Linked DNA regions of Homo sapiens: region 2 is linked to region 1. A link is a loop called in an ENCODE intact Hi-C map of the cell type or tissue named here. Cell type or tissue: A673. All regions are shown on one strand. Each heading gives the region's core, and the rest is flanking DNA. Links, peaks and the distances in the headings are about the cores only.

Evidence for each region. Hi-C counts contacts between places; a loop is a spot of excess contacts. Peaks named below come from ENCODE experiments on the same cell type or tissue, not always from the same donor. Only the 100,000 strongest peaks of a DNase experiment are listed, where the experiment ranks them.
Region 2: it touches region 1 in a loop (2.9-fold over the local background); 1 of 110 quality-filtered maps calls a loop at or near these places.

What each region holds. Positions count from the first base shown.
Region 1 is chr16:25,812,903-25,825,262 of GRCh38, forward strand. All of the region lies in intron 1 of HS3ST4 (heparan sulfate-glucosamine 3-sulfotransferase 4), which reads left to right. Among named protein-coding and RNA genes, the nearest start is that of HS3ST4, 130 kb to the left of the region's middle. In A673, for the core only: no CTCF peak of the experiment used is centred there; a DNase peak (open chromatin) is centred at 6,749; H3K27ac peaks cover 2,188 bases.
Region 2 is chr16:25,703,555-25,715,914 of GRCh38, forward strand. The region is part of intron 1 of HS3ST4 (heparan sulfate-glucosamine 3-sulfotransferase 4); the gene reads left to right. Among named protein-coding and RNA genes, the nearest start is that of HS3ST4, 18 kb to the left of the region's middle. In A673, for the core only: a CTCF peak has its summit at 4,619; DNase peaks (open chromatin) are centred at 4,647 and 5,847; H3K4me3 peaks cover 1,712 bases; H3K27ac peaks cover 3,914 bases.

The DNA of each region.
Region 1 (12,360 bases), core at 1,892-9,891:
TAAGGTACAAGAGATTCAGTTCAATTTACCTCTTATAGAAAGAATTTTCTTGGTTCATGTAACTGAAAACTCCTGGAGGTAGGTGTGGTTACAGATATGGCTCAACTCACAGACTAGATAAACAACACTCACAGTACATCTATCTGACAAAGGGCTCATGTCCAGAACGTATAAAGAACGCCTACGTATCTACAATACAAATACACAAGCACATTAAAATGAGCAGAAGGCTTGAACAGACACTTTATAAAAGAAAGTCTACGAATGGCTAATAAGTGGATGAAAAGATGTTCAATATCATTAATCATTGAGGAAATGCACATTAAAATCATGAGATACCATTCTACAGCCACTAAAATGGCAAACACAAGCCAACCAACAAAATTAACAAAACAGGTGTTAGGATGTGGAGCAACTGGGCGGAACATTAACATTGCTTGGGCCGGGTGCGGTGGCTCACACTTGTAATCCCAGCACTTTGGGAGGCTGAGGCGGGCGGATCACTTGAGGCATGGAGAAACCCCGTCTCCACTAAAAATACAAAATTAGCCAGGCGTGGTGGTGCATGCCTGTAATCTCAGCTACTTGGGAGGCTGAGGGAGAGGAATCGCTTGAACCTGGGAGGCGGAGGTTGTGGTGAGCCGAGATCACGCCATTGCAATCTAGCCTGGGCAGCAACAGCGAAACTGTCTCAAACAAATAAACAGACAAAAACATTGCTTGCTGGGGGAGGTGTCAAGTGGTACAACCACTTTGGAGAACTGTTCATTAATTTCCTATAAAGTTAAACATCCATTAACCCAATGACCCAGAAATTCCACTCCTAGATATTTACCCAAGAAAAATGTAATCATGTGTCCACAAAAAGACTTGCACACAAATGTTCACAGCAGCTTTATTTGCAATAGCTAACACCTGGAAACAACCCAAATGTCCATTATCGGGTGAGTGGATAAATAAATTGTGGTGAGATAGGAATATTCCATTCACACAGTGGAATATTAACAACAACAAAAAGACAAGCAGCTAAAAGACAAGCAGCTGATGATACAGTGGCATAGATGCAGCTCAGAAAACATTATGTTGAGCAAATGAAGCCAGACCCAAAAAGATAGTTACAGCTGATAATATTTATCTATGATGAGTAAAGTCAGGAAGTGGTTGTTTCTGTAGGGCACAGAATTGGTCCAAAAGGGGGAAGAAGGGAATCTCTGCGGGTGATGGAACTCTTCTATATCTTGTTTTCAGTGGAGGCTAAATGGAATTACATGGCTTCATTAAGTTGAACACTGAACAACTGTGAATGTTAGTGTATGGAAACGATATGTGAATAAAAATAATTATGGAATGCAGCAGAAAATTAAACAAGAAAGAAAAACTTGTGGGACGGGCAGAAATAGAAGATGCTCACTGATGTTGTTATGTCTGGTTTTGTTTTGTTTTTTTTTGGCGGGGGCGGGGGGAGATGGAGTCTCACTCTGTCACCCAGGCTGGAGTGCAGTGGCGCAATATCAGCTCACTGCAACCTCTGCTTCCCGGATTTAAGCCATTCTCCTGCCTCAGCCTCCTGAGTAGCTGGGATTACAGGTGCACACCACCATGCCCAGCTAATTTTTCTATCTTTAGTAGAGACGGAGTTTCACCATGTTGGTCAGGCTGGTCTGGAAGTCCTGACCTTGTGATCCGCCTGCCTTGCCTCCCAAAGCGCTGGGATTACAGGGGTGAGCCACAGCGCCCGGCCTATGTCTGTTTTTTAGTGGAGATAAGTTTGGACGCAGGCCAAATGACTTGCACAAGTTCACATAGTCAATGGGAGAGTGAGAATGCAACAGCTCCGCATTAACCACCATGGTACCCCATCTTTTCCACAGCTACAAGATCTGCTGTATGGTTGTGGAGTAAATGAATGCATTTGCAATGATTTCTGGTGTAATTGCACGTTGTCCAGATAATGGAGCCACAAATTCAGGAAGGCATAAGACATATAGAGACGCATCTTCATGCTAGGGTTGGTGCAAAGGCCAGCCTTCGCACATCCATCTCAGGACTAGTGCATTTGTCTGTGAGTGAAGCATGCCTGGAGAAATTAGACCTGCAGGATTTGCTGGATTGAACCTGATGGTGACAGTGGATGGGACACAGTGACCATGCAGCGACATGTCTGTGTCCATATGTGGACTGTGCAGAAAGCAAATCTGAACAGCTTAGTCTGTTTCACTGCTTTGGAATAGGAAATGGCAAACAAGAAAGTTTATTCTTGAGGGAGGAAGAGTGTCCAGTGACTTTTGTGCACAGAGGGTTGTGTCACTTCTTTGCTTAATCTCACCCATGTGTTCCCCATCATTGAAGTGTGAATTTCACCCCCGTGGGGCTGGGTGCAGGGTTTGTGGGGCCCTCTATATACAATTTTGGAGTCTTTCTTTAAGCACAAAGGAAATATTTTTCAAGTCTCGCTTTATTGCCCAAGCTGAAGTGCAGTGGCTCCATCTCGGCTCACTGCAACCTCCGCCTCCCAAGTTCAAGCGATTCTTCTGCCTCAGCCTCACGAGTAGCTGGGATTACAGGCATGTGCCACCATGCCCAGCTAATTTTTGTACTTTTAGTAGAGACGGGATTTCACCTTGTTGGCCAGGCTAGTCTCGAACTCCTGACCTCAGGTGATCCACCCCCTTGACCCCCCACAGTGCTGGGATTCCAGGCATGAGCTACTGTGCCCGGCCATAAGTATTATATTTTTAAAAGCAAGCAAATATATGACTGTATGAACCCTCCTAGGGCCTTGGATGGGCCCCAAGCATGTGAGGGGCTAACTGAAACTTCAGCTTCATTAGCTTCATGGTCAACTTTTGCCCAAGGATTTTTAGATAATCTACATCTTCCTTAACTCACTCAACTCATCACCTGGTAACTCCTACCCTCAAGCCTCCACTCAGCTCCAGCCTCACGAAACTTTCCACTGCTCCCTGAATTCTCTAAGCTAATGATTTTCAATATCCATTTGGCCCAATGTCCCTTTTTTATAACAATTATTTTGGAGGGCCTTCTCAAATGAAATTCATAGATAACATAATCAATTTACATGTATAACTAAAAATCAAAATAATGATCTAATTGGAATGATCTTATGTTTGCTTGCTTTTAAAAATCTAAAGGAGAAATAAAATAAAGGGAATTTATTATAAAATACATATATATTCTATGTGAAGTACTTGGTCATGATTTATACCAAAATCCCAATCATGTGACCATGATTTACTACTCACCCTCCGTGGCTTTGCAGGGCATGGTGCCTTCCTAGTTGGAAAGCTGCATGAGACCATTTCTGACTCTAATTTTAGCATACCTTGTACCTCCATTCTGGGCTACCTTTAGGGACTGTCCTATCTTCTAAAATCCTCCAGACGCAAGGTGGAGGCCGTGGCCCTCATCTCATCACTTCCGAAAGCTTCCATTGACAGTCAGAGGCGATCGATACCTTTGCCATCTGTACCTCCAGCACCCGTCCAGACTCGTGGACTGTCTTAGGTGCACCACATCATTCCAACTGATGTCTGATCTGCTTCATATGATTCATTATTTTTGTCCAAAGGTAGAGGTGGTGGCAGAATTGTGAGACTTCAGGCAGAGATAAGGCTAGAATTGTCTCTATTTATGATTCCAAGAGGCTAGAACATAAACGGAATCAGAACTAAGAGTATGAATCTCTGGTGTTGATTTCAGAGGTGTCTTAGTCTTTTTTTTCTGTTGCTTGTAACAAAGTACCCCAAACTGGGTAATTTATAAATAAAAGGAATTTATCTCTTACAGTTACAGGCTTACAGGCTACGAAGTCAGGCTTACAGGCTACGAAGTCAGAGGTCGAGGAGCCACACCTGGTGAGGGCTTTCTTGCTGGTGGGTTCTCTCCCCAGAGTCCCAAGAGGTGACACAGGGCATCACATGGTGAGGGGGCTGAATGTTCTAGCCTAGGTCTCTTTTCCTCTTATAAAGCCACCAATCCCACTCCCGAGATAACCCATTAATCCATTAACCCATGAATGGATTGTCCATTCATGAGGGCAGAGCCTTTATTATCCACACCTTAAAGGCCCCACCTCTCAATACTGGCACATTGGGAATTAGATTTCAACATGTGTTTTGCAGGGGACAAAAATTCAAACCATAGCAAGCTGCATTGCATTTCAAAGCTGCAGTTTGAGTCTTAGCTCTTCCCTTTACTAGCTGCATGGCTTTGGCAGGTTATTTAACCTTCTCACTCTTCAGTGTCCTCAACCTTAGAGTTAATAACAGTACTTGCCCAATGGGGCTGTTGATAGAGTAAAATGAGAGATGCTTGCAAAGTGGTTGCATGGACTGGCACGTATGTAAATGCTTAGTTAATATGGCTGTGGTTTCAGAACGCCACTACTCCAAGATTCTTGGACAGACTAGTACAGAGGTTGGCGAATTTCTTAGGAAAAGGGCCAGATAGGAAGTGTTTTAGGTTTTGAGGGTCATACAACCTCGTTGCGGCTACTTAACTCTGCTGTTATAGTGTAAAATCAGCCATAGATAATATGTAAATGAATGAATATGTCTGTGTTCTAATAAAACTTTATTTACAAAAATAGGCAGCAAGCCATATTTGGCCATGGGCTATACTTGACTCACGGCTGTACTAAAGGATCAGATAACAAGATGGATGGTACCCAGAAGAGAGAAAGTATAACGTGGCAGTTAAAAGCCTGAGTGATGTTTCTGTGCCTTTTCTTTTATCTTTTAATAAAAATGGGATTATATTTTGCAATCTGTTCTGTATCCTATTTTGTATTTATTCATCAACATACAGAGGACATATTTTAGGTAAATAACTGTATTTATACAGCCTCATTTTTATTGCTTACATTAGTAATTCACTGTATATGGTTGAACCATGATTTCAACTGTGCCTCTGTGGCTAGGGATATAGATCCAGTTTTGCTTATTGTGGTTCACAATCACATATTTGTTACATCATTTAGGTAATACCTTTCCCCCACCAGACTGTATGTCACTGGAAGGCAGGAATTAGTGTGTACCGGTAAGCACATGCCTGAAACTTGGGAGTCATAAAATCCTTGTCTTGACACCACTGTCTCGCGGCAAGCCAGCCTACTTCTTCCAGCCAAGGTTTCTTCACCAGTAAATACAGATCCAGATGGAATAGTGTGAGGGACACGTGACCTAATGTTTGTAGAAGGCTTTGGAAACTGCAAAGCAAATGTTCTATGCTATGGGCTAAAAGTTTGTGTATCCCCCAAAATCCATATGTTGAAATTTAATCTCCAGTGTGATGGTATTAGGAGGTGGGGCCCTTGGGGGTGATTAGATCATGAGAGTGAAGTTCTCATAAACTGGATTAGTGCCCTAATAAAGGGGCTGAAGGGACCAGAGTTGTTCCCTTCCATCAAGTGAGCACACAGCTAGAAGGTGTCATCTATAAACCAGAAAGCAGGCCCTTGCTAGACACTGAATCCACCAGCCCCTTGATTTTGGACTTCCCAGCCTCTGGAACCATGAGAAATAAACTTCTGTTGTTTAAAAGCTACTCAGTTTCTGGTATTTTTTGTAGCAGCCCAAACAGACTAAGTCTAAAGTGTCACTAGGGTTGCAAAACATCTTCTTTTTTGGCTTAATGTGACATTTATTTTCTTGCTGGCCAAGGAGAGAACATACTTATTTCCCATGAGAAATGTCAGCTCTATATCATGAGATAGGAAAAAACATTGCTTCTCTGAAGGCCTTTGATAAAAAATTAGGAAAGTTAGAAAATAAAAGCAAGTGAGGAAAGAAACTACCTGGGCGTCTACATTTAGTTACCATGTAACACTATAAAAGCTCTTAACCTCATGTTTGATTGTTCAGTTCAGTTTTAATTTCTTTCTATTTTTATTCCCACTTTTTTTTTTCTTTTGCATTCATTGATGTTCTCAGTAGTGGTGATATCTGAAGACAGAGGATGGATTCAGAGATAGAGACAGAGAGGCTAGAGCTCAAACTGTGAAAAGGTATTATTTCAAAGAACTGTGCTGGGTGCAAACTTGTCAGGCATATAAACTGGGGTTCCATGCAGGACCCCAGATTCTACAGGGCCTGCATGGAAGTCAGGGAAACTGAGGCAGAAGAAAGGGAGTCAGAAGGGGATTACCCCGGGGTCACCCAATTCCTAGCTCTTTGCTGATCGGACCACCATTCTCTTCCTAGGAAGATTAGGTTTGAAAAACATGGTAGGGTGGATCCATTGCTGGGGGCCTCTGAGTCTGCGATCCTGTAAGTTTGTGAAGGACCAGAATAGATGCACACACATAACACATATAATATGTTATTGCACACAGAGTTTTCTTTCATCATTCCACTGCAGCCTGGGCCTTCACTCTCCTACAACATCCAAGGGAAGTTTCCCCAGGCAACATCTCAGTCCTCAAAGGGTCATGATCCCACCACAGCCCTGTGCAGTTTATGTTGGCACGTGACTGGTCTGCAGAAAGGCAGCTTTCCATAGATGAAATGCACTCAGAGATCACAGATTTCCCCCTGGAAGTCTTAAGCCCCTTCCTTCCTAATTCGGTGGGATTGTGAGACTTGCTTCTGCCTGCAAAAATGCACGGCCGTCTGTTTTGCGCTGGTGGTTCTAGTCATTAATCCTCAGAATTCAGTGATCACTCACAGAACTGTGGTCCTGTGTGAAATGTCAACTCCGCTAGACACGTCCGGGAGGAAGTGCTTTGTCATTCATAAGACAAAGACTCTTTAATAGCGGGAGGGATATTTTCCAGTCATGCTATGGGTTGTCTGTCTGTTGGAGAATAGACAGGCTGAGGGATTTGACATTCATTGGCCTGTCTTTTCCGGGACTGGAATCCCGAGGAAATGCCCATTAAGAGGAAAGGATTTCAGTTTGGCCAACATGGTGAAACCCCGTCTCTATTAAAAATACAAAAATTATCCGGGAATGGTGGTGGGCGCCTGTAACTCTAGCTACTTGGGAGGCTGAGGCAGGAGAATCACTTGAACCCGGGAGGCAGAGGCTGCAGTGAGCCGAGATCGTGCCACTGCACTCCAGCCTGGGTGACAGAGTGATACTCTGTCTCAAAAAAAAAAAAAAAAAAAAAAAAAAAAAAAAAAAAAAAGAAAAAGAAAAAAAGAGGAAAGGATTTAAAGTATTTTCCTCCTCGTGTGAATGTGTAGATCTCTAGAAACGTGCTCTTCTCCCATTACACCAACTCATGATGATTCTCATGTAAAGTACAGAGGGAGCTGTGGTTCAGGCCCTGAGTTTGCCTGATGGACAATTGCTTACTGACCACCTGTGCTGTCTTTCAGTGACTGACTGTTGACAAGCCTGGGTAGGGCCTCTGAAGAAGGCAAATCTGAGGTCAAATGCCATTTTGCTACTTCACAGCTGAAGGAACTTGGGCAAGTTAGGACAGCTCTTTGACCTTGTTCTTTGTGTGACATGAAACATTTTTACTATTTTCTTTTTTGTTTTTTAAGGCAGGGGCTTTCTCTTGTGGTCCAGGCTATTGTGCGGTGGTGCAGTCATAGCTCACTGTAGCCTCGACCTCTTGGGCTCAAGAGATCCTCCTGCCTCAGCCTCCTGAGTAGCTAGGACTACAGGTGCATGCCACCCTGCCTGGCTAATTAATACAAGTTTTGTTGTTGTTGTTGTTGTTGTTTATTTTTATTTTTATTTTTTTGTAGAGACAGATTTCTTTATGTTGCCGAGGCTGGTTTCAAACTCTTGGCCTCAAGAGATCTTCCTGCCTCAGCCTCGTGAGTAGCTAGGACTACAAGCAAGCACCACCAGACCTGGCTAATTTTTTAAATTTTTTGTAGAGACGGGGTTTGGCTATGTGGACCAGGCTTATCTTGAGCTCCTAGGCTCAAGTGATCTTCCTGCCTTGGCCTCCCAAAGCGTTGAGATTACAGGCATGAGCCACTGCCCCTGGCCTACTATTTTTTTAAAATTCATTTTTCAGCTTGATGATTGGTCCTTAGGACCAAGTCGAATAAGTGGAATTGATGAATGAAGAGTTTACTCATTTTAGGGCTTTGCTATAGCTTTTTTGATGCCCCAGAAAGCTCCTATCAATATGTAGATTTACCAGCAGACATTGACATTCATTTGCGCCTTTGAATTTTTTTTTTTTTTTTTTTTGAGACAGTCTTGCTCAGTCGCCCAGGCTGGAGTGCAGTGGTGCGATCTCGGCTCACTGCAAGCTCTGCCTCCCAGGTTCACGCCATTCTCCTGCCTCAGCCTCCCGAGTAGCTGGGACTACAGGCACCCGCCACCAAGCCTGGCTAATTTTTTGTATTTTTAGTAGAGACGGGGTTTCACTGTGTTAGTCAGGATGGTCTCGATCTCCTGACCTCGTGATCCACCTGCTTTGGCCTCCCGCACCTTTGAATTTTTTAGTGATGCTAAATCTGTTATCACTCATTTGATTATGACATTTGCATTTTTAGGTGGATTGACAGGTTTACTTATGTCCTTTGCCCATTTTTTCTAATGTGTTTTCCTCATATTGATTTATAAGAATTCTTCACATAGTAATATTCCTAGCTCTGCATTTGTTTGGTCTGTTGCAATAGCTTTTCCTCTATGATCATTTTCTTTTTAAAGCTACTTATTTTATAGATTGTTTTTATTTTTATCTGAGTAAACCTATCAATTTTTTCCATATGCTTTCTTTCTTTGTAAAATTGCTTTTAGAAAGGCTTTCGCTGCTGGGCACGGTGGCTCACACCTGTAATCCTAGCACTTTGGGAGGACGAGGAGGGTGGATTGCCTGAGCTCAGGAGTTTGAGACCAGCCTGGGCAACACAGTGAAATCCTGTCTCTACTAAAATACAAAAAATTAGCTGGGCATAGGGGCATGCACAGGCACTGAGGCAGAAGAATTGCTAGAACCTAGGATGTGGTGGTTGCAGTGACCTGAGGATCGTGCCACTACCCTCTAGCCAACTCCATCTCTTAAAGAAAAAAAAAGGTTTTCTCTTCTTGGCAGTCACAGCAGTGGAGCTTTGCATATTTGAGACTTCTCCTTTAGTTTAATGAATCAGATGTCTCATAGACTGGCTTTCTGCATCTACTTGTCTTGTTTTTCATCCTCTCCTGTATTTGTGATGCCCGGTATGTCTAGGCCCAGTCTATTCTTTGAAATCTCTGTAGGTGAAAAAGGACTGTTCTGGGAAGTCCAGCGTCTTAGTTCATTGGGGGCTCTTATAACAAAACACTGTAAACCTTGTGGCTTGTAAACAATGGAAATTTATTTCTCACCGTTCTGGAGGCTGGGAATTCCAAGATCAAGGTGCCAGCAGATCTGGTGTCTGGTGAGAGCCTGCTTCTCACTCTTGCCTCACTCAAGAGGTCTCTCTTGAGCCTCTTTTAGAAGAGTATTGGTCCGATTTATGAGTGCTCTACCCTCGTGACCTCCTCTCCTCCAAAACGCCTCACCTCTTAATACTACCACCTCGGGGAGTTGGATTTCAACATATGAATTTTGGGGGGACACAAATATTCGGTCAGACCATAGCACCCAGCTACTCCTAGACTTTATTTTTTCTCTTGGGAGTAGGAATGGTCTCTTGGCCTTGTGATGATACAAGGACTTCCCAGTTGTGACAACCAGAAATGTGTGCAGATATTGCCAAGTGTCCCTTTGTGGGAAAGCAAGGTTGCCCTCTGCTGAGGACCACTGGGTTAAGGAGAACTCTTCAGGTCCCTGATAGTGTGCTTTTTTCTTCAGCACTTGTTCCTTCATATTTGGAGGGTGGGTGGGGGAAGAAGCTGAGGTGTGTGTTCCCCCAGGATTACTTTTTTTTTTTGTTCTTTTGAGACAGGGTCTTTCTCTGTCACCCAGGCTGGAGTGCAGTGGTGCGATCTCAGCTCACTGCAACCTCCACCTCCCAGGTTCAAGTGGTTCTCCTGCCTCAGCCTCCCAAGTAGCTGGGACTACAGGCGTGCACCACCACCCCTGACTAATTTTTATATTTTTAGTAGAGAAAGGATTTCCCTATGTTGGTCAGGCTGGTCTTGAACTCCTGGCCTCAAGTGATCTGCCCTCCTTTGCCTCCTAAAGGGCTGGGATTACAGGCGTGAACCACTGCACCCAGCCCACAGGATTACTTTTAATAACAGCATCGTGTTTTCTTAGAAAGGGACCTGCAATTCAAGCCCCAGCTTCTTCTTTACACTTAGTTTTGCACCTGCTATGTTTAGGAAAGATTCCCAGAAATATGTGCCAAGTGGCCATAATTGTGCATTCCAGAAAAGGGGATTTCTTTAGCCCAGGGAACTCTTTCTATTCAGGGATGCTCTTACACGTTGTGTTTTCTGCTTCTTGATTTCCCTCAGGACTTAGGTTTGTGAAACACAGAGATCTAAACTTCTCAAAGACAAAAGCAAGAGAAAGACTTGTTTCTCTCTGTTTCTGCAACTCCTTTCCTACGATAATGACTGCTTATTTGTCCAAAAGGAGGAAGCACCCCCAGGTAAAAGGAATTGCAGGGATGAGGTATGTAGTTCATTATACAACTCCTCCCCACCTTAATTTTCCTTTCATCATTTAGGATGATTTATTATTTATTGGAATTATAAGATTTTCAGGAAGTCTTCTCCAAGGCCACTTTTTAATTTAATTTAATTTTTTATTTTTTGAGATGAAGTCTTGCTCTGTTGCCCAGACTGGAGTGCAGTGGGATGATCTTGGCTCACTGCAACCTCCACCTCCCAGGTTCAAGCGATTCTCGTGCCTCAGCCTCCTGAATACCTGGGATTACAGGCATGCACCATGATGCCCAGCTAAGTTATTTTGTATTTTTAGTAGAGATGGGGTTTCACCATGTTGGCCAGGCTGGTCTTAAACTCCTGACCTCAGGTGATCTGCCTGCCTTGGTCTCTCAAAGTCATGAGATTACAGGCTTAAGCCACTGCGCCTGGCCTAAGGCCACTGTTTTTTTATATATTCTCTTATTTTTTGCCTTATTTTGACTTAAATCAGAAAGTAATAAAATTTGCTAACAGCCTAAAAAGCAGTAGAGAACTTGAATAAAGTGATGTGAAGTCTGTTTGGAGAGGGAAACAAGAGTGAACTGAGCTGAGGAAGCACTGTGCCTGGCAACAGTGTGAGTCATTCGTCTTGGCAGCCCTGGGAGAAACAGGGCTAAGTGTGGAGTGCAGTTCACTGAGCTTGGGCTGAGAGGGCCCTGGCTGAGTCAGGTGCCCCTGAAGGGAAGACACAGAAACAGGGAGGTCTGCTGATAGGGAGGCCTGGCTCAGACAGACTCAGGATACCTCCAGGGAGAACCAAGACCTGGCCTGAATACTCAATGAGCAAATCCGATCCTTCCACATACTGTTTATGGCCAGATATGGGACATTGCCAGCACAGCACTCTCCCAGTTGCCATGTGTATTGGTCTGTTCTCACCCTGCTAATAAAGACATACCCGAGACTGGGTAATTTATAAAGGAAAGAGGCTTAATGGACTCACAGTTCCACATGGCTTTGGAGGCCTCACAGTCATGGCGGAAGGCAAAGGAGGAGAAAAGTCATGTCTTACATGGCAGCAGGCAAGAGAGCTTGTGCGGGGGAGCTCCTCTTATAAAATCATCAGATCTTATGTGACGTATTCACTATCAAGAGAACAGCATGGGGAAGACCTGCCCCCATAATTCAATTACCTCCCACCAGGTCCCTCCCATGATACGTGAGAATTATGGGAGCTACAGTTCAAGGTGAGATTTGGGTGGGGACACAGCCAAACCATATCAGCATACGAGGGTCTTGTGTGCAGATCTGGCTGTTCCTGTTCCAGGTCCCAGGGGCAGAGGTGCCACATATAGAAGTCTTTGGTCTGTTCTGGAATGGAGATGACTATCAAGTCATATATAGTGCCCTACTGGCTATCAGTTCTGCACCTTCTCCTTGTGTTTGATGATTCACATGTGGATGAGTGTTATGGGCAGAATTATGCCTTTCTCAAAATATGTTGAAGTCCTAACACCCAGAACCAGTGAATGTAGCCTCATTTGGAAATAGAGTCTCTACAGATGTGATCAAGTTAAGATGAAGTCATATTGGATAGGATGAGCCCTAATCCAATGATCGTTGTCATTACAAGAAGAGGGAAATTTGGACACAGACACACTGAGAGAAGAATTCTTTGTGAAGACATCAAGACAAAAGAGACAAACGGATTGAATCCCATGTGACAACAGAAGCCGAGATTGCACTGATGCATCTACAAGTCAAAGAATGTCAAGGATTTCAGCAACCACCGGAAGTTAGGAAGAGGCAAGTAAGGATCCTCTCGTGAAACCTTCAGAGTATGACTCTGCT
Region 2 (12,360 bases), core at 1,400-9,399, 110 kb before region 1:
GTCTCAGAGTTCATTTCCACTGGAAGTGGTGTCTTCCAGCCTCATGGGAGTAAATAATAAGCTTCAGCATTTCCCTGCTTTTAGTTCCAGTGTGCAGATGGACAGGCTGCTGCAGGAGTCTTGCCCTCACAGTAAACAGTGGAAGTGGTTTTCTTTCTGTTCAGGGACTATGCCAAGCTCATTCCCCCTTTAGGGCCATTTTATTCTCTTTTCCCTCCTCCTGGAATATTCTGTCCCTAGATCCCTAAACTACTGGTATCTCCTTATCTTTCCTTTAGGTGTTGGCTGAAATTTCAGCTCCTCTAAAAGGCCTTTCCTGACTACCTAATTTAAATAACTTCTTCCACTTCTGAGCTTGTTATGCTGTTTTATTTTCTCCAGCACATCTATTGCTCTCCAAAGTTATCCTCATTACTTATCTCCCCCTCACTAGAAGGTAAACTGCATAGGACCAGAAATCGATCTTGTCCATTTTGTTTCAAGCCAGAGCCCAGAACAGTGCCTGGCAGATAGTAGATGCTCAATGCATGGTGATTTATTAATCACCAATGATAAATCAGTGAATTCATGAACAAAAAGAGGACCTTGTATGTACGATACTCCAGGCTTCTGGAAAGAAAGAACCCTCACATTTCTTGGGAAGTGTAGCTAAGAATTGTTCTCAGCTTTTTCACATACTCTTTTTTTGCAAGCCTATTTTGGGTGCAGAAAGAGAAACCCACTCAAATAAGCTGTGTGGGCTAGCTAGTCTCCCCCAAAGGTTCCTATAGCACACAACATTATTTCATTTATTCCTCACAGTGGCCTCATGAAGTAGATGTTTTCTTACAGATAGAGAGATTGAGACTTTGGAAGGGCAAGTGACATTCCTGAGCTCCCATAGCAGGATGTCCTGAGCTGGATGTCTTATTTATTTATTTTTAGAGATGGTGTCTCGCTCTGTTGCCCAGCCTGGAGTACAGTGGCATGATCATAGCTCACAGCAGCTTTGAACTCCTGGGCTCAAGTGATCTCCTGCCTCTAGTAGCTGGACTATATAGGTGCTCCACTGTGCCTGGCTAATTTTTAAAAAAATTGCTTTGGGAGGCCGAGGCAGGTGGATCACCTGAGGTCAGGAGTTCGAGACCAGCCTGGCCAACATGGTGAAACCCCGTCTCTACTAAAAACACAAAAAATTAGCCAAGCGTGGTGACAGGCACCTGTAATCCCAGCTACTGGGGAGGCTGAGGCAGGAGAATCGCTTGAACCCAGAAGGCAGAGGTTGCAGTGAGCTGAGATCATGCCATCACACTCCAGCCTGGGCAACAAGAGCAAAACTCCATCTCAAAAAAAAAAAAAAAAATTGTAGAGAAGACATCTTGCTCTGTTGGTTGCCCAGGCTAGTCTCAAACTCCTGCACTCAAGTAATCCTACAGCTGAGGCTTGCCGAGGTGCTGGGATTACCTGTGAGCCACCGCACCCGGCCCTGGGTGCCTTCCTACTATTCCTGGCCTCTGTTGCTGTAGCACAGTTGTAGGAGATGAGCACGGATTATTACTGATAGATCATTATGCTCCATGAGTAGTTGGATTGTCTTTCTCTGGATGTATTATCAAAATTACCTAATTGCCATATAATAATCAGGCCATGACACGGGGGCCCCCTGTTTGACTTTTGTTACCTCCTAGAGGTGTCCGCACACCATTCCCTCCAGGTTAAAGCTTCTGCAGAGGGTTAGAGATTTGGGAGCCCCTGGAGATGAGGAAATATTTGAGTCAAACTACGTGGGCACCTCTGTCATAGGACAGTTTGATTGCTTGGAGCTCTGTGGTATTTTGAAAAGGAAGCTGGGCTGGCTGCGGTGGCTCACGCCTGTAATCCCAGCACTTTGGGAGGCCGAGGCAGGCAGACCACAAGGTCAGGAGGTCGAGACCACCCTGGCTAACACGGTGAAACCCCATCTCTACTAAAAATACAAAAAATTAGCTAGGCGTGGTGGCACGCACCTGTAGTCCCAGCTACTCAGGAGGTTGAAGTAGGAAAATTGCTTGAACCCAGAGGCGGAGGTTGCAGTGAGCTGAGATCGCACCACTACACTCCAGCCTGGTGATGAAGCCAGTTTCCATCCCAAAAAAAAATAAAAATAAAAATAATTGAATAAAAGAAAGAAAAGGAAGCTGAAGGTGGAATCAGAAATTAAGGATTTGAGTCTGAGTTCTGCACCTTGTGGGACTTGTTTTGTGTGCATAGATTGGTGTGTAGAGCCTTTGTTTTCTCATCTCTAAAATGGGAATAACAACCTCTACTAACTCCACAGTGATTTTGCAAGGGTAGAATAGTGACTGTGTGTTGGGATCGACTTAGTCTACATATGTTAGTTGTTATTAATCCATGCACGTTTTCATGAATTCCCCCAGGTTATTGGTTTCCTGGAATGTTGCAGTCCAGGGAGTACCTGAAATACAGGACAAGCACTCTTATAAAGTTAGATTAAGAGGTTTAATTTACAGAAACTATTTTATAGCATGGATATCAAACGTTCTCAGGGCAGACTGCGTAAAGATCTGGGGAATTCCTGGACAATCTCAGACTGTGTAACTGTTTCACCGGATTCATCATTGTTACGTCATTTTTAAAATACCGAAACAACATAAAAACCTACGGAGCTACGGGTCACACTTGCTTCTTAAAACTGCCCTGCAGTTGTTGAGCTTTGGGAGTGACCAGAAGATTCTGTCATTTGGTTCTCAATTGACCTATCCTCTCTTTTCAGGCTGTGTTTCCCAGGTTGGTGTATTAACTTTCCACCTTCTAGTTGTCTGCCTAACATGCTTTCTTTTTAAATCTTTTTTAATATATATATTTTTTAATTTTACTTTAAGTTCTGGGATACATGTGCAGAACATGTGCCATGGTGGTTTGCTGCACCTATCAACCCGTCATCTAGGTTTTAAGCCCGGCATGCATTAGGTATTTGTCCTAATGCTCTCCGTCCCCTAGCTCCCCACCCCCCGACAGGCCCTGGTGTGTGATGTTCCCCTCCCTGTGTCCATGTGTTCTCACTGTTCGGCTCCCACTTATGAATGAGAACGTGCGGTGGCCTAACCTGCTTTCTAACCCTCTGTGCTAGACAGAATAATGACCTCCCTGAAATGCCTGCATCCTAATCCCTGGAACCTGCAAATATGTTAGATTAGCTGGCAAAGGGGAATTAGGTTGCAGATGGAATGAAGATTATGAACCAACTGACTTTAAATGGGAGATTGTCCTGAATTATTTGGTTGGAGCCAATGTAATTCCAAGGAATTGTATACAGAAGGCTTCTCTTATCCGCAGTTTCACTTTCTGAGGTTTCAGTTACCCATGGTTAACTGTGCTCTGAAAATATTAATGGGAAATTTCAGAAATAAATGTTCATAGGTTTTAAGTTGCTCATCATTCTGAGTAGTGTGGTGACATCTTGCGCTGTCCTGCTCTGTGCCACCCAGGATGTGAATTATCCCTTTGTCCAGCATGTCCACCCTGTAGACTCTACCCATCCTTGAGTCACTCAGCAGCTGTCTTGGTTATCAGATTGACTGTCGTGGTATCTCAGTGCTTATGTGTGAGTAACCTTTACTTTACTTAATGATGGCCCCAGAGTGCAAGAGTAGTGATGCTGGTAATTCAGATATGCCCAAAGAGAACCCATGAAGTGCTTCTTTTAAGTGAAAAGGCAAAACTTTTCAATTTAGAAAGGGTAAGAATAGTAAAATAAAATATTTTGAGAGAGAGACCATAATCACGTAACTTTTATTATAATATATTGTTATAATTCTATCTTATTATGAGTTGTTAATCTCTTACTGTACCTAATTTATAAATTTAACTTTATCATAGCTATGTATGTATAGGAAATAACATAATATCTATAGGGTTTTGTATTATTGATGGTTTTAGGAAGTCACTGGGGGTCTTGGAGCATATCCTCTGTAGATGAGGGGGCACTATTGTAAATGGAAGAGGGAGGCAGAGAGAGAACCAGAAGGTAGTATGAGAAGGACTCAATCACTGTTGCTGGCTTTGGCAATAGAGGAAGAGGCTACAAGCCAATGTGGGCAGCTTCTAGAAACTGGAGAAAAGGCAAGGATCTGACCCCTATTCACTGCTTTAGCCACATTCAGTTGCCTTATTTTCTTTGTTCCTCTGCTTGAGCTTTGCTAGCCTCCTTGCTGTACCTGAGAAGTCAAACATGGCCCTGCCCCAGGGCCTTTGCACTTGCTGCTTCCACCACTTACAATGTTTCTTTGCATTAGATAATTGCATGTCTTATGTCCTCCCTTCATTCGGGTCTCTGCTCAATCATCTTATCCTCAGGGTGGCTTTTTCTTGTACCACCTGGACTCACCTGCTAGTGGTAAGAGCATCACTTATTGGAAAATGCTGGTGAACAGTGTCATCATTGACATATGCCTGTATTCCATAGTTACTCCACACCCACCCAGGTTTCTGGTATCCTAATTTCCTGTTTTTTAATTCCCCTATTCTGGAGAGAGGATCTAGTCATTGATCCGGTACCACAAAATGACCTTAATGTTGCTGGGGTCAAAATTTAAAAGATGTTTATGTAACACTCAGCTATCCCTGCTATTTAAGTATGCTGCCACCAGGTGGTGATTGTGGGACACAGGTTGGGTCCAAAGTCAGGCATTTCCTGAGATACAAAACGAGTGGCTCCTTGCTCCTTCCAATCTGGATTAACCCTGCATATTTTGTTCTTATATCATAAAATAAGAGGCTTTATAAAATATTCACTTTCAGTAAACAATAAGCAAGTATCAAAACAGATGTGTAAAGCCGTGTTTAAAACATACTGGAATACAGTTGTGTATTTGTTTTTTCTCTTCCCCATTCTGAACCAATTTCTTCATTTGTGTTCAGATATAGAAAAAATCTTGGCAGGTGGAATTTTTCTTTCCTTCTTAGCATTCTTATGACTATCTAAATATGGACAAAAATGAAAATGCCATGTTGCCATAAGTATATCTTAAAGCAATTAATATTAAGAAATATTATTATAACACATATGCCATATATTAAATTGCTACATTACCCATTTAGAATTTGAAAATTGCATGTTGATTTCAACCAAGAAACCTCTTGACCTCAATGAGAACCATGGATTTCCTCATTTAGAACAAAACAATGAGTTTCTTCTGTATTTATGGGTTCTCACTAGCCTGTGTATCTGTGTCAAAAGTTCCTTCCTTCTTTTAGTTTACCTTCAACTCTTGGCCTTGGGACTTTTCAATTTTCCTGGGATTCCCTTTTCCCATCCTTCCATTTTTCATCCACTAGGAGGAAGAAATTGCCCCAAATCACAATATGTTAGAACATCTTTAAGGATAATCATTTTCAGTGGTGGTTCAAAACTTCATTTCAGCTCCAGAACTCTATTGGCTAGAATTCCTCTGGTTATAACACAGAAATCCAAGGTAAAATCTGAACCGAGCATAAATCAAAAAGGAATTTAATGGCTCATGTATCTGAGAAGTCCCAGGAATTGGGGATATCTTTTTTTTTTTTTTGGCTTAATTAGTGTTTAAACAATGTCACCAGATCTCTGCTTCTGGATTCTCTGTCGCCGCTCAGATGGTTGACTGAGTTCTCAAAACTTCTCTCCTTGTGGCTGTAAAGTGGGTGCTAGCCTGATTCTCTTTCCCCAAGTATAGGTGGAGAAGCTTGTCATCTTTGTCCTGGAAGTCTTTGCTGAAGACTCGATGTAGCTCATTAGTTCTTAGGGGTCGTGCACACATCCATCAAGCGGTTTCTGTTGCCAGCGGGGTGTGAGGCTTGAGGCACTGCCTCCCTGGAGCCTAGGGAGGAGTTAGTTTCCCTGGAGGCCCCTGGATCTGGTTATCAAAGACAGGAAATGAATGCTGCTGCCAAAACAACAGATGTCTGTTTCTAGACACTCCTCTGTTCAAATGCAATCTTTCCCCGAAGTACAACCGAATAAAACAGACACAGTGAGGTTCCACCGGCTTGCATGGAGATAGAGGACCTAGGTTCTGTTTTGTCTTTCTACCAAGGTGGACACAAACAGAGCAGCTCAAAATCTCCCTGTCTAGGTCTCTGCTTGAAGATTCTGCATCTTTTCTTTAACCGAGAGGGGAAGAATGGAAGGAAGAGAAGAAGAGAGAGAGGGAGGCAATGCAGGAAAAAAAATGTATCCAGTCTCTAAACCTAAGATGTGTTCAATCCTGAAAAAAGTATCTATGGAATCTGCCCCTCAGAAATCACTAATTATTTATTTAGAATATTTTCTATTTTCATCCCTTCCTTAGCAACCCCTAGCAGCTGCCTAGAAAATTTTAAAGGAATTGTGTATCTTACAAGAGAATTCTTCAAATAGCAAGTGAAATAGTTTCATCACATTAAGTCTTCCTGCCCGGATTCGCTTCAAGTGGAGAGGGAGAAATGATTTGGCATTTGATCAGTCTTAATTTAACAACTAGATAGCCTAGAATTTCTAGAAAATCTTTGATTTTATGCCATTCTTTTCATTTAAAGTGAGGCTCACAATATAGAATTAAGTGTGATTTAATTTTTTCTGCTTCTGTAAGACGTTTTAGGAAAATAAATCAGTGTTCTGGAGAAGAAAAATTCCCTTGTCCAATCTAGTGTTTTGACTTAAAAATATATGTATATCTGTCCACCTTGTGTGTTGTTTGGGAGATTCTTATTAGCACACAAGGATATTTTCTTCTTCAGCTTATGTGTGTGTGTGAGAAAATTATATCCTGGAGGATCTTGAAGGTTCTTCAGCAGGAATTCCTGGGGGAACCTGAGGACCTTGGACTTGTTAAGCCCCAGGGTCATTGATTAGGTCCCGGTCAATTTCCTATGGACTTTTGATGGCTTCAGGGCTTTATCCTCCATTTTTACCTCTGCCATCTGACCATCCTTTTTGCCTTAGGGTCCTTCCCCATATCCTGGCTGTGGAGCAGGTTGGAGTCTGGCTCGTTCCTTATTTCCCCCAAGATGGAGAAACTAGGAGTAGAAATAGAAAGACTTCCTATTGCTCATCCAGTCGCTATTAGGCCTATGTACTAGAATGGTTCTTTTTATAAAGAGATTTCTTTTCCTGGTTTCTTGCTACTTATTTTAAGATTCTGAAGACTTCTTCAGAAACTTATTTTATTTCAGAAAAAGGCAAAATTTAAAAGCAGATTGTACAGAAAGTTAAGTTTTGTGATTTCTAATTTCCAGCAGTTGTGCTTTTGCATATTATCCTTTTTTTTTTTTTTTTTTTTTTTTTAATGACAGGATCTTGCTTCGTCACTCAGGCTGGAGTACAGTGGCTCAATCATAGCTCACTGCAGCCTAGAACTCCTGGGCTCAAGTGATCCTCCAGCCTCAGCCTCCTGAGTACCTGGGACTACAGACATGCACCACTATGCCCAACTAATTTTTTATTTTTATTTTTGTGTAGTGATGGGGTCTTGCTTTTTTGCTTAGGCTGGTCTCGAACTCCTGGCCTCAAGCGATCTTCTTGCCTCAGTCTCCCAAAGGGGCTGGGATTACAGGCATGAACCACTGTGTCCAGCTCACATTTTGAGGCTTCTAGGGAAGTAAACCCATCTTCTAATTCCATGAAAGACTTTGGCGATGTCTACTTACTGTCGTTTGGTTTAAAGGTCTCAGCACGTTGGGTAACTTCAGAGAGAGGTACTGATTTTCCGAGCCCTGCTGTGCGTTGGCAGTTTCAGAGACTGCATGACTTAGCTACCCCTTCCCAATGTGGGGCAGCTGAGGTAGGAGAGTTGCCCTGGGCTGTGTATTCTTTAAAAGGAAAGGGAGAAAAAAAAAAATCCCTTCCGCCTGGGCTATTTCAAGGCAGCATGAAGGAGGGAAAGCAGTGCTTCTCTGCTACCTTGCTTAGAAATGCTGCTGACCCTGCTGCTGCCTTGGTGGTGTGGTGGCCCCGTAAAGAGGAGCTGGTGGCAGAGACATCAGGTGTTTGCTCAGTGACACAGTGACATCACGGCCACCTCTTATTTCATGGTGAAGATTTTTTTTTAGCCACCCCTCCCAAAATTGACTACTGCCTTTAGAAAAGTGTTCTCATGAGTAGAACTTAGCTAGAATTTTAGTAGTAACATCACTCTCTTGTTATGAAGCTCTGTGACACAAACACTCCCTGACTTTATAAGGTGCAAAGTACCTGGTCTGGAGTGGAAAAGCTTACGAAGCCTTTCTCCTCGCTGTCTGAGTTTATTTATTGCTTCATTTTTTCCTGTACTATCAGGGCCGATTTTGCCCAGGCTGGTCTTGAACTCCTGGCCTCAAGTGACCTGCTCGCCTCAGCCTCCCAAAGTGCTGGGATTATAGGCATAAGCCACTGTGCCCAGCCTCTTCTATAAATTTTTAATACTTATAAAGTATACATAATTTATTTCAAAAATGTGTATTTTAAAATAATTTGCTTCTTTCACTTGAAAGTATATTATGACCATCTTTTTGTGTCAAAAATATACTCCTGTAACATCATTTAACACTTTTACGTTTATAAAAATGATAGATTTTTGTCAGTCATACCTCAATAAAGCTGGGAAAACAGTAATATAGACAAGATACTATTCTTCCAGGAAAAAAAACCCCAAATTTTGAGCCTGACCACACATGAATTATAGAAATAAATTGCAGGTAAAGAAGGAAACAAAAGGCCAGGCGCGGTGGCTCACCTCTATACTCCCAGCACTTTCAGAAGCTAGGGCAGGCAGATTACTTGAGTCAAGGGGTTTGAGACCAGCTTGGGCAACATAGTGAAACTCCATCTCTACTAAAAATACAAAAATTAGCCTGCGTGGTGGTGCATGCCTTTAGTCCCAGTTACTCGGGAGGCTGAGGTGGGAGGATCCCTTGAGCCCGGGAATTGGTGGCTGCAGTGAGCTGTGATCATGCCACTGCACTCCAGCCTGGGAGACAGAGTGAGACCCTGTATCTATAAAAAAATAAAAAGAATGAAACAAAAGAAGCACCATAAGACAAGAACGTCAACAATGACAACAACAAAAATTGTTAAGAGTATTAGAAGGCAGTACGGATATATCTTAATAATATTGGGATGGCAAAATCCTTTCAAATCAAGATTGTTAAAAAAAAACAAAAACCCAGAAGCCATAAAGGGAAAAGGGAAAGATTGATGGATTTGCACAGAGAAAATGTAAAATTCTTTCATATGAGAAAAGAATCCCCAACAGAGTGTATTCGCTTGATAGGCTGCTGTAACAGAACACAAGAGACTGGGTGACAAACAACAGAAATATATTTTCTCACAATTCTGGAAGCTGGAAGTCTGAGATTAGAGTTGGAAAGTTAGTTTCTTCTGAGGCCTCTCTCCTTGGCTTGCAGACGGCTCTATTCTCCCTGTGTCTTCACATGGTCTTCCCTCTGTTTGTTTCTGTCTTAATCTCTTCTTATAAGGACAGCTATCATATTTCACCCATTTGACCTCATTTAAATGTTTTTTTTAATTTTTATTTATTTATTTATTTTTTGTAAGTTCTGGGATACACATGCAGGTTTGTTACATAGGTATGTATACATGTGCCATGGTAGTTTGCTGCACCTGTCAACCTGTCGTCTAGGTTTTAAGCCCCGGATACCTTAGGTATTTGCTATATGACCTCATTTTAAATTAATCACCTCTTTAAAGATCCTGTCTCCAAGGTCAGGTGTGGTGGCTCACATCTGTAATCCCAGCACTTTGGGGGCTGAGGTGGGAGGATCACTTGAGCCCAGGAGTTTGAGACCAGCCTGGGCAACATAGTGAGACCCTGTCTCTACAAAAAATACGAAAATGAGCTGGGTGTGGTGGTGTGTGCCTGTGGTCCCAGCTACTAGGGAGGCTGAGGTGAGAGGATTGCTTGAGCCTGGGATGTCAAGGCTGCAGTGAGCTGTGATTGCACCACTGCACTCCAGCCTGGGTGACAAGGCAAGACCCTGTCTCAAAAACAAACAAACAAACAAACAAACAAACAAACATCCTGTCTCCTTAGCTCAACACAAAAGGCCTTGGTTCCTTGCATGACCTGGGTTCCAAGGAATGGGCCAGGATCCAGTTGTTCTTCATAGGTATGGCGTAAACATCCAGGTTGGCCATTCCATGGCTCGGAGCACTGAACAAACACTCACCAAAGATCACAGGGTCATTCTCAGGGTATGCTTGAGTTCTTGCTGGCTAGCAAGACATGCCCACCTCAGAGAGAACACAACTCGGTCCATAACACAGAACAAATACTGTGTGAGGAGCCTGGGGGACACATTTGCAAATATGGGTCTAAGGGATCCAATTCCCTTGGCCCTGCCTGTTGCTTGGATGGCCTTGCTACCTCTGTTGTCTCTCTTCCTCCCAAGCTGCTAGGACTCCGTGGCATCCCCACCCCCCAGCCCATCTGTAGTCATATTCTTTCTTTAGACATGTTCCTGTTTCCAGTTAAGTTACCAGCAGGTCCTGGGGCTTAGAGTCTCCTCGGGGAATTTTGCAGATCTCTGTACTAATCCATTACAAGATGCTATTCAGGTTTAACTGTTAGAGGCCAATTGTTAAAGAACCTCCCCGTTCCAAAAAAAAGCACCCTTTATTATGACAGTAACATGAGCTCATTGTAAAAGAAAAAAGACAACTAACAAATACATGAAAATAAAATAAAGACTCTCTCCACGGCTCATCATCCTCCTTCCCGCACTGCCAACCTCATTCGCCAGACGGGAACCACTGCTTAGAGCCGGCTGTGTCTCCTCCCCTTTGTCTGATTAATACAGTAGATTAAGATGTGGTCATTGATAGAGTACGATGACACTGACGAGAAGTTATCCAGAGTGAACACGGCTGCTGATCCCTCTAGTTAACACACCATGCTGACTCACCGCCTCCTAGACTAGTTGGTGTGTTTAATCCTCACAAAGATCCTATGAGATATCCTGTTGTTATCTCATTTTATTAGATGAAGAAATTGTGGTTTAGAGATGATGCAGAACTTGTCCACAGTCGCTGAGCTGGGAAGTACTTAAGCCACCCTGGTTAACTTCAGAAGCTGCATCTGTTTTGTCTCCTTGTTTGTTATATGTTGATGGCTTTGTTTACTTATTTGCCTGTTTTGTTTGCTTTGTTTTCTTGTCATGAGATGGTGAACACTTTTCCCTGACATGGCAGAGAAGTCTAGCTCGTTATTTGGTAGTATCTACATTGTATTTTTCCATGGGGTTGGGTCATGCTTTATTTAACCACTTCTCTCCTGATGGACATCTCTGTAGTTTCCATCCTTTTACAAACAAGGCTGCAGAAAGTATTCTTGTGCTCTGGAAATGTTTGTATAGAAAATGGAAGGAGTATGCACTTTAAAATTCTGGATGCCTTTTGATAAGTGGTCAGAAGACAATCTTATTTCTAAGTTCTTGGGAGAGACCTCCATGTATTCCCCCATGTACTGATAGATATAGATTTAGTAAAACTCAGCGCCGGCCGGGCGCGGTGGCTCACGCCTGTAATCCCAGCACTTTGGGAGGCCGAGGCGGGTGGATCACGAGGTCAGGAGATCGAGACCATCCTGGCTAACAAGGTGAAACCCCGTCTCTACTAAAAATACAAAAAATTAGCCGGGCGCGGTGGCGGGCGCCTGTAGTCCCAGCTACTCGGGAGGCTGAGGCAGGAGAATGGCGTGAACCCGGGAAGCGGAGCTTGCAGTGAGCCGAGATCGCGCCACTGCAGTCCGCAGTCCGGCCTGGGCGACAGAGCGAGACTCCGTCTCAAAAAAAAAAAAAAAAACCAAAAAAAAAAAAAACTCAGCGCCTTTTGTGCCCCAGGCACCTACTGGCACTGGATAAAAGCTTTTAATAATAAGGATGGTGATTCCATATGCAATTACCATGAGATGAAAGAAAATATGTGGTTTGTGTGTGGTTATTGCTCTTGGATGCTATTATTTAGAGTTTAGTTTCTGTTATCAAAATAATACTCAATGCTCCTTTCTCTTCTGCATGAAAGGGAAAAAAAGCAAATACTTCTCTTCTCTCTTTGAACTGCTGCGGAATCATTTTTCTGTAAGACTTGGGGATTCACCGTGAGGCCAAAGATTCCTTTTTTAAACTTTTCCGAAGTGAATTGGAGCGGAGTGACAGGATGGCTTTAGCTCTGAACCAAGATTAAGTTTCTGAAGCAGTGGTTAGTGACAGATGGAGATGCCCTCAGTGCATCAGGTACAACAAAGCCGGAGTCCCTCTGTCCATGATTTGCCCTATAGGGGGATTCTGTGGTCAGAAGACTGCCTTGGGGCTTCCTGAGAAGTCCAGCTTGGCAGCTGTCAGCACCTTGTATATATCCAGAGAGCAATTCCC